2 separate regions of the Homo sapiens genome follow, and region 2 is linked to region 1. A link is a contact called in ENCODE Hi-C or POLR2A ChIA-PET data. All regions are on one chromosome and are shown on one strand. Each heading gives the region's core, a stretch centred on a gene start or an enhancer-like site at or near the end of the contact. The rest is flanking DNA. Distances are from core to core; before and after follow the strand shown. Region 1 overlaps PXT1 (peroxisomal testis enriched protein 1). Region 2 has its middle 16 kb from the start of MAPK13.

Region 1 (6,668 bases), core at 3,471-5,970:
TAGGGTCAGAAGTTTGCCTAATGAGTCCAGTTAAAATGCCAGGCTGCCCAAGGCACTAAAAATGCCCAGAAACCCACAACACCTCATTTCTCAGCTCCCTATCCCCCAGTCTGGCCTGAATTACAAACTTAAGCAATACATTGAGGTAGCAGTCTACACTGGAAAATATGGTACATTTGAAAAACGATGAGTCACAATTCTATTTGACAATCTTTCTCCCCTTGGTTTGTATGGCTGGCCGTCCAGTAAAGTACAGTACAGTGGCCACTGGCTGCATGTGGCTACTGAGCACCCAAAATATGCCTAGTCTGAATTGAGATGTGCTGTAAGTGCAAAATGCATACCAGATTTTGAAGACTTGACTTAAATTAATAAGAATGTAAAATATTTCATTAATAATTTTTTATATTGATTACATGTTGAAATGACAATATTTAGATTTATTTGGGGATATATTAGATTAAATAAAATATATCATTAAAATTAATTTTACTCATTTCTTTTTACTTATTAAATGTAGCTACTAGAAAACTTAAAATCATATATGTGGTTCACTTATTTTTATTAGACAGCACTGATGTAAGGCTCCTGAAGTCCACCTCTATTATCTTAGCAGCTCATTGTGGTCTTAGCCATTCTTTCCCTTTCCAGTAACTTAGATTTAGAAGTTAGAATAGAAGGTAGATTTAGGAGGTAGAACAGAAAGTTTTGAACTCTGTGGCCACCCTTCAAGTCAAAAGAATTAAATGCCCAGGAAGACAACAAGTCATAATGCGGCCGGGCATGGTGGCTCACACCTGTAATCCCAGCACTTTGGGAGGCTGAGGAGGGCAGATCACGAGGTCAGCAGTTTAAGACCAGCCTGGCCAATATGGTGAAACCCCGTCTCTACTAAAAATATAAAAATTAGCTGGGCATGGTGGCACGCACCTGTAGTCCCAGCTACTCGGGAGGGTGAGGCAGGAGAATTGCTTGAACCCAGGAGGCAGAGGTTGCAGTGAGCCGAGATCTGCACTCCAGCCTGGGCGACAGAGCAAGACTCTGTCTCAAAAAAAAAAAAGAAAAAAAAAGTCCTAATGCAATTCTTCATCTCATTTGGATTGATTCTACAATATTGGAGGGGAAAAGGGAAAGGGGGCGGAAGAGTAATCTTCATATTAGTGTCTGCAGAGACAGAATGTGTGTGTATGAAGGATCAAAGAGGACTATGAGAATTGTTTTGGGGAGGAAACACACACACACATGAGGAAATAGGACAAAGAGTGTGTTGTATTCCATCTCCACCCCTCTCCGCCTCTCTAGGTTTTGATCTACTTTATTTTGGCTATACCCATTTGTCTCTCTTTTTCTCAGTGTACCAATTTACACACTTCCCCTGATGGAATGTGGCTCTTGAAAAGAGAAGAGGCCAGGTGCTGTGGCTCACGCCTGTAATCCCAACACTTTGGGAGGCTGAGGCAGGCGGATCACCTGAGGTCAGGAGTTTGAGACCAGCCTGGCCGACATGGTGAAACCCTGTTTCTACTAAAAATACAAAATTAGCCAGGCGTGGTGGCGCATGCCTGTGATCCCAGCTACTCAGGAGGCTGAGGCAGGATAATTGCTTGAACCCAGAAGGCAGAGGTTGTGGTGAGCCGAGATGGGGCCATGGCACTCCAGCCTGGGCAACAAGAGCAAAACTTCGTCTCAAAAAAAAAAAAAAAAAAAAAAAAAAAAAAAAGCGAGAGAGAGAGAAGAAAGACTAATGGGAGATAAGGATGCAGGCCGGTGTAATAGGTGATAAGGATGCGGCAGCCTAGAAAGATGTTTAACTAAATCGAAAAAGACCTTAGGGATCACTCTGGTCCACCTTCTACCCCAATCCATAACTCTCTTATATGTGGAATAAATGCTGCTGATATTGTTAAAACATTAATATTTATCTAAAATACCAAATATTTACTGAGAAATGGGGGAAAGCCTCTGAAAATATGTTTTTCAACAGGGAAAAAACATGAAGAAAAAACATGATGGCATTGTTTATGAAACTAAAGAAGTTCTCAATCCATCTCCCAAAGTAACACATTGTTGCAAATCACTGTGGTTAAAATACAGTTTTCAGAAGGCATACATGACCCAACTTGTCAGCTCCCAGCCAGTTCCAGCCATGTCAAGGAACCCAGGTAAGATATTTGGATTAAACTAAGATAAATAGTTTACTTAGCATGTGTTTTTCTTGCTATTAAGACCATAAAATTGGACATTAAATATATATATATATATATATATATTTTTTGTTTTTGTTTTTTGAGACAGAGTCTCGCTCTGTCACCCAGGCTGAAGTGCAGTGGTGCCATCTCAGCTCTCTGCAACTTCTGGCTCCTGGGTTTAAGCGATTCTCCTGCCTCAGCCTCCCGAGTAGCTGGGATTGCAGGCGCCCACCACCACGCTGGGCTAATTTTTTAAATATTTTTAGTAGAGAGGGGGTTTCACCATGTTGGCCAGGCTGGTCTCGAACCCCTGACCTCAACTGATCCCCCCTCATAGGCCTCCCAAAGTGCTAGATTTACAGGCGTGAGCCACCGTGCCCAACCCACATTAAATATATTATTTAAATATGAACTATAAGAAAATCTATTCATCCCAGTTCTTAGGTGGCAAAAATCTAAAAGTGACTTTGCTTCATGGTACTAAATCTCTTTAGTTTCCATTAGCCCTGAATCATTGCTGTGACGACCAATTAAGGTAATCCCAAATGGGCTAAAATAGATCAAATTTATCTTTTAATAAAAATTAGTCTTTAAATTGGACCTGACAGTGTCAGTATTGTTAAGGTAGGGAACATTCAGATTAGATTTCTTCTCGATTTTGCCACTAGAGGAGAGAACATGAAGGAAAGATACATTTGGAATTTTGCTTTGCAAAAATGTGTGATTCCTAAATGCCCCAGAATGCTGGAAAATTAAAGTTTTATGTTTTGAAGAGCATTAAAGGACAGTGTTAGGTAAATTTATGAGGTTTTAGGCTTTTAGATAAAAAATATGCTAGATACCTGAGAGGGATTATGAACATTAACTTCAACCTAATATCTAATTTTAAAAGAATTACATGCCACTTGAGAAAGGGAAATTTCAAGCATCCTGATAGTTGCTTGCCACCACACCAGATTTTTTTTTTGAGATAGAGTCTCACTTTGTCGCCCAGGTTGGAGTGCAGTGGTACAGTCTCGGTTCACTGCATGCCCGGCTAATTTTTGTATTTTTAGTAGAGCCGGGGGTTTCACCGTGTTGGCCAGGCTGGACTCCTGACCTCAAGTCATCCGCCCGCCTCGGCCTCCCAAAGTACTGGGATTACAGGTGTGAGCCACCGCGACCGGCCTGGTATCCATTTTTTAGAAAGCACTGAATTGACTGAAATTTTGAATCTTCATCTGTTTTTGTATTTGTTTTTGTTTTTTTGAGACGGAGTCTCGCACTGTCACCCAGGCTGGAGTGCAGTGGCGCGATCTCGGCTCACTGTAGCTCCGCCTCCCAGGTTCACGCCATTCTCCTGCCTCAGCCTCCCGAGTAGCTGGGACTACAGGCGCCCGCCACCACGCCCGGCTCATTTTTGTATTTTTAGTAGAGACGGGGTTTCACCGTGTTAGCCAGGATGGTCTTGATCTCCTGACCTCGTGATCTGCCCGCCTCGGTCTCCCAAAGTGCTGGGATTACAGGCGTGAGCCACCGCGCTCCGCCTGAATCTTCATTTGTTAATTCCGTTGTCAACAACAATTATTCCCCAAAGTCTGAGATTGTGTCACCTATGAACACCTTCTAGGAACTTGTAATTTTTTTTAAGAGACGTAATTCACTTAACATAAAGTTCACCCTTTTAAAGTGTACGGACAGAGGGTTTTAGTATACTCACAACGTTGTGCAATCGTCGCCACTATTCTAAGATTTTATGTTTTATTGTAAACTCTTTCCAGTATGTTTTCACACTCTACCTCCTGATCCTCAGATTCCTTGTGAAGCTGATCGCTGTCTTCCGAGGCGTTCTGTGGGCGTTGCTACTTTTGCCTCAAATGCTTTCCTAATTACAGTTTCACTTCAAAAGAAGAGGCAGGTGAAGTTACTAACGCTGCTGCCCTTGATTTAGAGTTAACAACCCACTAGCTAACGTACATGCTTGTTTTCATGCCTAGAACTCCCGTTTTACCATACGCGAGTTATATGTCAAATCTCATTAGTGACTGGTAGTCTGGTGGGCCACCAATGTGCTTTCAACGCCTGCCAAACAATTAGAAACCAGGGATCTTCCAATAAAGTGCTGTCTCCCATGTCCTCCCACTTCTGGCCCAGGACACCTGGGTTGCCTTTCTGTTCAGGCAGCAGCGCGTTTCTCCCCTTCATCTTTATGATACCACTGAAGAAATGAGGGATGTGCGGAATGAGGGGGCGGTGTGAGGGGGCACGAACTTGTTATTACGGCGTCGAGAACGCCAGATAGAGTAACCAAAGACTGATAGAATAAATAACGCTGGTGTGTGTAATTCGGGAACCCGGCCTCCCTAACTCCCGCTCCCGCCAGGAGCCCGAGGCGAGCTACGCGCGCGCCGCCGCCGGCCGCGTCGCCATGTGCGCTCCCCATTGGCCACAGCTGGCCCACGTGACCTCTATCGCCTAACCTGCTCGTCCGCGCGCGCGCTTTTTCCACCACAGAAAGCCTAGGGCGGGAGCGGGGTTCTCACTGGTTGCGCGGGTCGCGCGCCCAGCTAAAGTGCGCGAGGTGGTTCCGAGGACCTGGCGGCGCTCTCTGGCGGGGAGCCTGAGAAAATGCCTAAGTACTGTCCAGAGGAAAACTCTTACTGAGGAAGCAGGAGATTGAGGAGGTCCACCTCTCCCCTCAGTGGCTTCTGTCCGGGGCTGTGACACAGACAGACTGAAAATGGAAACCACAAGGCAGGAATGTGACTCGCTGAAGCCAAGATTTATCTCTTTGGGGGCGCTCTACACATACAAACATAACTCTTCGGGGGAAAATACATAATTTTTGTATGGGGAATTCAAAGCCACATTTTCTTAGAAGAGTTGAGGGTCGTGGGAAGTCCAGAGCAACCATCCTGATACACATCATTTAAGGGAAATTAGAAACTCCTGGGGAAACAAAGATGAGTAAAAGCAAAAGGAGGCCCTGCCCACCATTGCTGTGCGGGAATGGAGTGATTTGACAAGGGGCAGAAGTGTAATAATTACTGATGGGAAAGGGCTAAATAAATAAATGCGTGTGCATGTGTGTGTAAGTAGTATAAATGGGAAATATAATTGTAGAATTCAATAGAGAGTACAGTTTAGCTTATTTTTCTCTTTAAGAGTGCTTGGAAGCTTTGCTTTTGCTTTTTTTAATTTTTTGCCTCGATGGCTCACCAACCCTTCCTCCTCTAGATATACATTTTCTTTTTTAATTCGTTCATTCATTCCAGAAATTCTAGAACCTACTATATTCCAGGCACTGTGCTAGGTACTGAGATGACAGTGATAAATAAAAACAGTACCAGTTCCTTCAGTCATGGAGCGTATGGTCTGGTAAAGGAAGCAGACAGTAGTTAATTGCACATATCAATGTTAAATATAATGTGATAAGTGCTAAGGAGAGGTCTAGATGTCATAATGGGGGATTTGACCTAGCAGGGAGATCAGAGAAGGCTTCCCTCAAGATGCAACCCCTGACATGAGACCTGAAGGGGTTAAGGGGGATGGAGGTTGCAGACAGAGGGAGCAGCTTGTGCAAGGGAGAACTGGGAGCCTCTCCCCTTCCAATTACTGCCCATCTCACCCATTTCCACTATACATACATTAATCTTGCCCCTTAGTTCTCAGGAGACATTTGTTCTCTTAATTCCAAGTTCTTAGGGAGTGCCTGGTTGTAACCTACAATGATTGTTAAAGACAGTGTTATTCAATAGGTAAGTATACATATCTAATATACATATCAATATACATTTAATATACAATACATATTAATATACAGTCTAATATGCATTATCTCTGTTGTTTTGTATAAGAAAAATATACAATGACTGTAACAAATCGTAGGATATGATATATCTCAATAGAACTAAAAGTGCTGTAGACAAAGTAGTGAGAGATCACATGATTTTGGAAGACTCAAAAAAGGCATCTTAGAGAAAGTAATTTTCAAAAATCATTGAGGTAAGATTTGGTCAGATAAAGATACAATTTAGTTAGAGCATAGGGTTCTAAAAGAAGAGTAAGGAGGTTGGACCAATCAGTTGAAATACATTCCAAGGGCTTTGAAAACCAGTCTAAAAAGTTTGTAGAAACTAAGCTAGTGCAGCGGCTTGCCTCTGTAATCCCAGCTATTCCAGAGGCTGAGATGGGAGGATTGCTTGAGCCCAGGAGTTTGAGATCAGCCTGGGCAATGTAGCAAAACACACTCTCTAAAATATTTTTAAAAGTTTGTAGAAATTAAAAAGTTCTATTTAAGTTTTAAAAACTTTCCTGAGATACTTTTTCTCCCCTAATATTTGTCTTGGAAAATTTTAAATCTACAGAAAAGTGGCAAAATTAACTCTGTGGTTATTCGTAAACCCTTCCCACAGATTAATCAGTTTTGTTTTGCTTTGCTTTTTTTGAGACAGGGTCTTACTCAGTTGCTCAGGCTGAAGTGCAGTGGCGCGATCATAG
Region 2 (5,970 bases), core at 745-3,244, 310 kb after region 1:
TTTTGGCTGAAAGAGGGAAAAGGTAGTTTCTCTTCAGAGGCCTGGAGGTGCATTTCTATCCCAGATGAGTAGAGAAGCGAGGGCAAGGGGCCTGGAACTAGGGAGAGAGACCCAGTGTGTGCTGAACAAGATAAGGCACCAGTGCCTGGCTGTGGCTGCCAGGGACTCCTCCCCAATTTGGCCAGCAGCAGCCAGGGAGTCCTTATGGAAATTATGCTGAATTAATTTTTTTAAATTTTCTTTAAAAAAACCAAAAGAGGATTGTCTAACACCAATGCTATAAAACTCTTTGGAACCAGGAGTCTTTCAACGTTGATATCAGGATAGTCTGTTGAATCTAGCCTCAGTTGTAACGTGACTGAGAAAGAGACATTACTTGTATAGAATATGCAAGAATGTAAATTGCCTAACATACAGTAGCAGTTCATTAAAAGAACTACTTTTTAGTAGGGAGGTAAGGAAAGTAGGGGGAAGGAGGTGAAGGAAGGAAGGAAGACCATAGGGAGCCAGGTCTGTCCTGCATTGTGGAGGTTTCACTTCTTAGGACTCCAGGTGTCCCAGAGTCATTTGATCTGTCAGCAGTTCTCAGCGGGTGCACTGAAATCTCTGGGGCCATTTTTGGTTATCATACTGATCAGGAGTATTACTGATATGAGCATGCACGGGCCACTGTGCAGAGTGGGATTCTTAACAAGAATTGCTTCACATTACAAACATCCTGCTGGACATTCATGAAGGTGGAAAAAACTATTTATGATTATCTGAGCCTAGACTGTAACTTGGTTTTACATATCAAACAAATACTTTTCTGCATATTAATATACTTACATTTCCCAGGATCACAACTGAGTAAATAAAAAAGTTCTCCAGGCTGGGCAACAGACTGAGACCCTGTCCAAAAAAAAAAAAAGATTCTAATTGTTTGTTTGAAATTTTTACCAAGAGTTGCTTACCACTTTCAGAAAAATCATGACTGACAGCAGTCAGCCATGGTATCTGAGTTGTCAAGACAACACAACTGTATCAGTACGCATTTGGAGCTGTCATATTCAAGGTGATTCTATGTATAGGTACAAGCATCTAACTACTTCATTATTTCTTTTATGTAGCTATGCCTGAGAATTTACTTTTTATTTTTTTTTAGACAGGGTCTCACTCTGTCACCCAGGCTGGAGTGCAGTGGAATGATCATGGCTCACTGCAGCCTCAACCTCCATGGCTTAAGCAATCTTCCTGCCTCAGCCTCCTCAGTAGCTGGGACTACAGGTGTGTGCCACCATGCCCAGATAACTTTTTATTTTTTCATTTTTTTTTTTTTTTTTGAGACGGAGTCTCCCTCTGTTGCCCAGGCTGGAGTGCAGTGGCATGATCTCAGCTTACTGCAAGATCCACCTCCCAGGTTCAAGCAATTTTCCCGCCTCAGCCTCCTGAGTAGCTGGGACCCAGGTGGGTGCCACCACAGCTGACTAATTTTTCTATCTTGTACTAATTTCGTATTTTTAGTAGAGATGGGGTTTCACCATGTTGGCCAGGATGGCGAGTGATCCACTTGCCTCAGCCTCCCAAAGTGCTGTGATTACAGGTGTAAGCCACTGCGCCCCGCCCCAGTTAACGTTTTAAAAATTTTCTGTAGAGACGGGTTTCTCCATGTTGGCCAGGCTCATCCTAAACTCCTGACCTCAAGTGTTCTGCCCGCCTCAGCCTCCCAAAGTGCCGGGATTACAGGTGCGAGCCACCATGCCCAGCCAGCACTTATATATGGAAATGTATTCGTATTTTTCCTTTGTCATTTATATTGGATCATTATATTTTCTTTGAAATTGTGTGAATTATCTATGAATTTCACCTCAGCATTATAAAAGAGGTATTATAAAATATTAGTTATGCAAAGGGTAATAGATCTGACAAGAGTTTAGAACCACTGGTTTTTGTTAAGAATCTAGGCTGGGTCTGTGGTTTTACACCTTCTTCTTTTCTGCTGCAACTGACACTCAAATGGTGGTGGCAGTTTCTATTTTTAGTTGCAAACTGAAGGTTACTTCCTTATTTAACTTATAATAACTTCTAAACAAAGCACCTTCCTTAAATTGAACTACTCAAATAACTCTGCAATATAACATTATCCCACTGGCTATGCGTACTTAGACCACAGCCTATGGCTTCAATAATGGGTTTTCCAGAAACTGCCTCAGGACCATTTGTCCTCAGAAGCTCTCTCCCCAGTTGGCTTTAGAGACACACACTGTTCCCAGATGCAGAAGGCTGCAAACTCCCCCTAACAAGACAGCCTCGATGCCCCCTGTCAACTCGTGAGATGCAGACTAACCAGTATCTTGAGTGTCGACAACACACCAGGCACATTGAGATTTGTTATTTCCTTACTGGTCTAAGAAAATCTTGTAGTCATACCCCCAGTTTAATTACCAGATTTTCTGCCTGTGGATAATGGCAAAGAACTTCTGAACAAAGGATAACTTAATTTACTCAACCTACTGTTTTTTTTTAAGAAATGAAATGACCTTTATTCAGTACCAAACATATTTCCCCTAAAAATATGTATTTGAGTCTAAAAAGGCCTTTCCAATTTGTACTTTTCCTCCAAGATGCCAAGCTACTTTTTTTTTTTTTTTTTAAACAGAGTTCCACTCTTGTTGCCCAGGCTGGAGTGCTGCGGTGTCATCTTGGCTCACTGCAACCTCCGCCTCCCAGGTTCAAGCGATTCTCCTGCCTCAGCCTCCCAAGTAGCTGGGATTACAGGTGCCCACCACCAAGCCCGGCTAATTTTTTGTATTTTTAGTAGAGACAGGGTTTTGCCATGTTGGCCAGGCTGGTTTTGAACTCCTGACCTCAGGTGATCCGCCCACCTCGGCCTCCCAAAGTGCTGGGATTACAGGCATGAGCCACCGTGCCCGGCCACCAAACTACTTCTTTAAGTTACAACAGGCCAGTGGGTGTTAACTCTTTTTTCAAGAAAAGAGGCTTTGGTGTTCTGCAAGATTAGGAGGGATGAAGTGTTAGATTCATGGTTTTCAACCAGGGATGATTTTGTTCCCCAGAAGCCATTTGGCAACAACATCTGGAGACATCTCTGGCTATCCCAACTGGGGGAAGGGAGCATGAGTGCTACTGGCATTAGTGGGTAGAGGCCAGGGATGCTGCCTAACACCCTACACTGCACAGGACAGCTTCCACAACAAATAATTATCTGGTCTGAGATGCCAATAGTGCCAAAATTGAAAAATCCTGCTTAAGATCCTTAAAATACACCCTTCTACTGAAGAAGAAACAACCAAACCCTCCCAGCTGGGTGGAGAATGCCGCTACAAAGTACTGGTGCGGCTTTGCTTGCCAGAGGCCTAACAGCTGGGTGCAATTTCTTTCCAGCAACTGTTCTCCTGCCTTGAAAGGCTGGGCTCTAGCCCTGGCAAAACTGAAATTTGAGAATGGTTCCCCAGGTCACATAGACTTTTAAACACCTTTCTCATTAAAAAACAAAACAAAGAAAGAAAAGGTTTCTTCTGATCACAAAACAAAACTCTCAGTGTAAAAAAAGGTACACATTACAGAAATAGCATAAAAATTAAAGGGCACAATCCCACTGCCTAGAGATGGTTGCTAACAGTTCAATGTATATTCATTTCCTAGCCAGGCATTACCTATCAACAAAAAAGGGGGCTAGGATACTACAGTTTGCCACTGACTTTTTCTCCTTCACAATGTATGTTGCACATCTATCCATGCCTAGCTGGATGGTATTCCACTGCACAGATGACCATCTTATTCAATCAAGTCCTTATTCATAGATATGTGGGTTACTTCCAGTATTTTGCTGTACAAAGAATGTGACACTGAAAAACATTCTACTTTGTGCACTTAAGACCTTTTTTTTTTTTTTTTTTTTTTTTTATGAGACAGGGTCTCACTATGTCACCCAGGCTGGAATGCAGTGGCACAACCATGACTCACTGCAGCCTTGAACTCCTGGGCTCAAGAGATCCTCCCACCTCAGCCTCCCAAGCAGCTGGGACTACAAGGCATGCACCACCACACCTGGCTAATGTAGAGTCAAGAGTCCCCAGCTATGTTGCTCAGGCTGAAGACTTCTGAGAAGTGTAAATGCTAAGTTCAAAGGGCATGTACATTATTAAAACATATCTGCATTATAAATAAAAGGGGGTCTTTATTATTTGCATATTCATTAACCAAGTCCTTGCAGCTACCAAATTATATAGAGAAGTGAAAGTCATCCCAATGTGAAAACATTCACTAATGAGCTATTTATAAAAAGTTAGTCCCTCTTTGCTTCTTAAGTACCTGAAGCCAATGTATTTATCCTGCCCACTGTATTCTGGTCTTCTGTTAGTCTCTATGGTTATACTGTAAGCATATGACAAATGACACAAATAGAATGCAACTTAATTGCAATAATCACAAATCTTGCAAATGGTGGTGGATTTGATGAAGTTGATAAATAATGCTAGAAAACTGCTCAAACCTTAAGCAAAAGCTCTGAAAAGTGTGGGTGACAGACTCAGACCAGTTAACAATAAAAGGAAAGTTGAGGAGGTGATCACCGATAGATACTTATAAAAAAGAATGTGAATATCAAAATATCAAGAGGCCTTCTGAAAACTGATGAAGCCCTCAAATATTTTTGCAAAACTTCCTTCTATGATCACGTTGCAAAAATCAAATGAGAAAATTATTGTAAGATACAAAATCAGTTTCACTTCAAAAACAACTTAATTTCCTTGTCAGAATTAATATATCTTTAAAATTATGAACATGCTTTTGTCATTTTGTTCCATTTTCATGATTAAAGTTCCATTCAGGTTTCCCCTATCCCCCAGTGTCCACCACATATGAAATTTTGGTCCCCGTTTTAAGTGGATTCACTTCAGGGGAGCTTTTTGTGGTGTCAGCTCTCTTTGGGCTAAGCAGGCCCTCTTCTCAGAAGCCTAGGAGGAAGGCTGTTCTCATGTCTCATGTCTGGTATGTGAAGGCAAAATACTCCCTACAACGGTCTGATTCTTTTTTTTTTTTTGAGACGGAGTCTCACTCTGTCACCCAGGCTGGAGTGCAGTGGCATGATCTTGGCTCACTGCAAGTTCCGCCTCCCTGGTTCATACCATTCTCCCGCCTCAGCCTCCTGAATAGCTGGGATTACAGGCATGCACCACCACGCCCAGCTAATTTTTTGTATTTTTAGTAGAGACGGGGTTTCACCGTGTTAGCCAGGATGGTCTCGATCTCCTGACCTCGTGATCTGCCCGCCTCAGCCTCCCAAAGTGCTGAGATTACAGGCGTGAGCCACCACGCCCGGCCAACTGTCTGATTCTTAACAGGAGCTAAAGGACCCCATGTAACAACCGGGGCCCTTTTCTCTCACCTCCTTACGAAGTCACTGGGGATGGAAAGGAGACTATGCTTGGTCTGCCTTCGATCACTGCCTTCATTCCCAGCTGCCAGCCAGGGCCTGGACAAAAACCCAGCTCTCAATATCCTCACAGGCTGAGCCCCACAATCCACCCTGGGACACCTGCTGGGTGTCATTCCAAGGACACCAAGAAAGGAAGCACATCAGCAAAGTCCCTGAGAACTCAGCTGTGAGACCCCGTGGCTCTTTCATCCCGTGATGCAATTCAGTCATTCTGAAGAATATTTTCAAGGACCGTAGCCAGCTAAGACAAAACAGAGTCATAAAATACATTCGCCTAAAAGCTTACAAACAATGTACACCTATATATACAAACCAAACCTTCTCTCTGGCAGTTTTATAATAAAAATATATGGCTTATAGATAGTCTCAAATGTCAAAGATGAAAAAAACCTGAACTTCACTTTATAGATGAGAAAACTGTAGCCCTGGGCCAAGGGTCAGCAGACTTCTCTAAAGGGCCAGATGGTAAATGGTTGACATTTTGGAGGTCCTATAGTCTCTGCTGCAACTATTTGCCTCTGTCACTGTAG

What was found. A loop is a pair of places that touch in the nucleus more often than their neighbours do. ChIA-PET counts read pairs that join two places held with the same protein, here RNA polymerase II (POLR2A). Pooled maps may share reads with other maps.
Region 2: a pooled map shows a loop between it and region 1 (2.2-fold over the local background). The contact joins two enhancer-like sites. A Hi-C loop is called at or near these places in 6 of 50 pooled maps. POLR2A ChIA-PET finds 5 or more read pairs at or near these places in 2 of 52 experiments (CD4-positive, alpha-beta T cell and T-cell).

What each region holds. Positions count from the first base shown.
Region 1 is chr6:36,421,408-36,428,075 of GRCh38, reverse strand. PXT1 (peroxisomal testis enriched protein 1) reads left to right here. Exons shown (of 5, transcript NM_152990.4): 3 at 1,985-2,162. The coding sequence starts at 1,994. Among named protein-coding and RNA genes, the nearest start is that of PXT1, 18 kb to the left of the region's middle. Within about 2 kb of position 4,720, at least 30 of the 41 ENCODE cell types and tissues checked have a DNase peak (open chromatin) inside an H3K27ac peak, as active enhancers do.
Region 2 is chr6:36,111,280-36,117,249 of GRCh38, reverse strand. It overlaps a transcript of MAPK14 not described here. Among named protein-coding and RNA genes, the nearest start is that of MAPK13, 16 kb to the left of the region's middle. RefSeq lists an enhancer at 1,933-2,012. Within about 2 kb of position 1,994, at least 6 of the 41 ENCODE cell types and tissues checked have a DNase peak (open chromatin) inside an H3K27ac peak, as active enhancers do.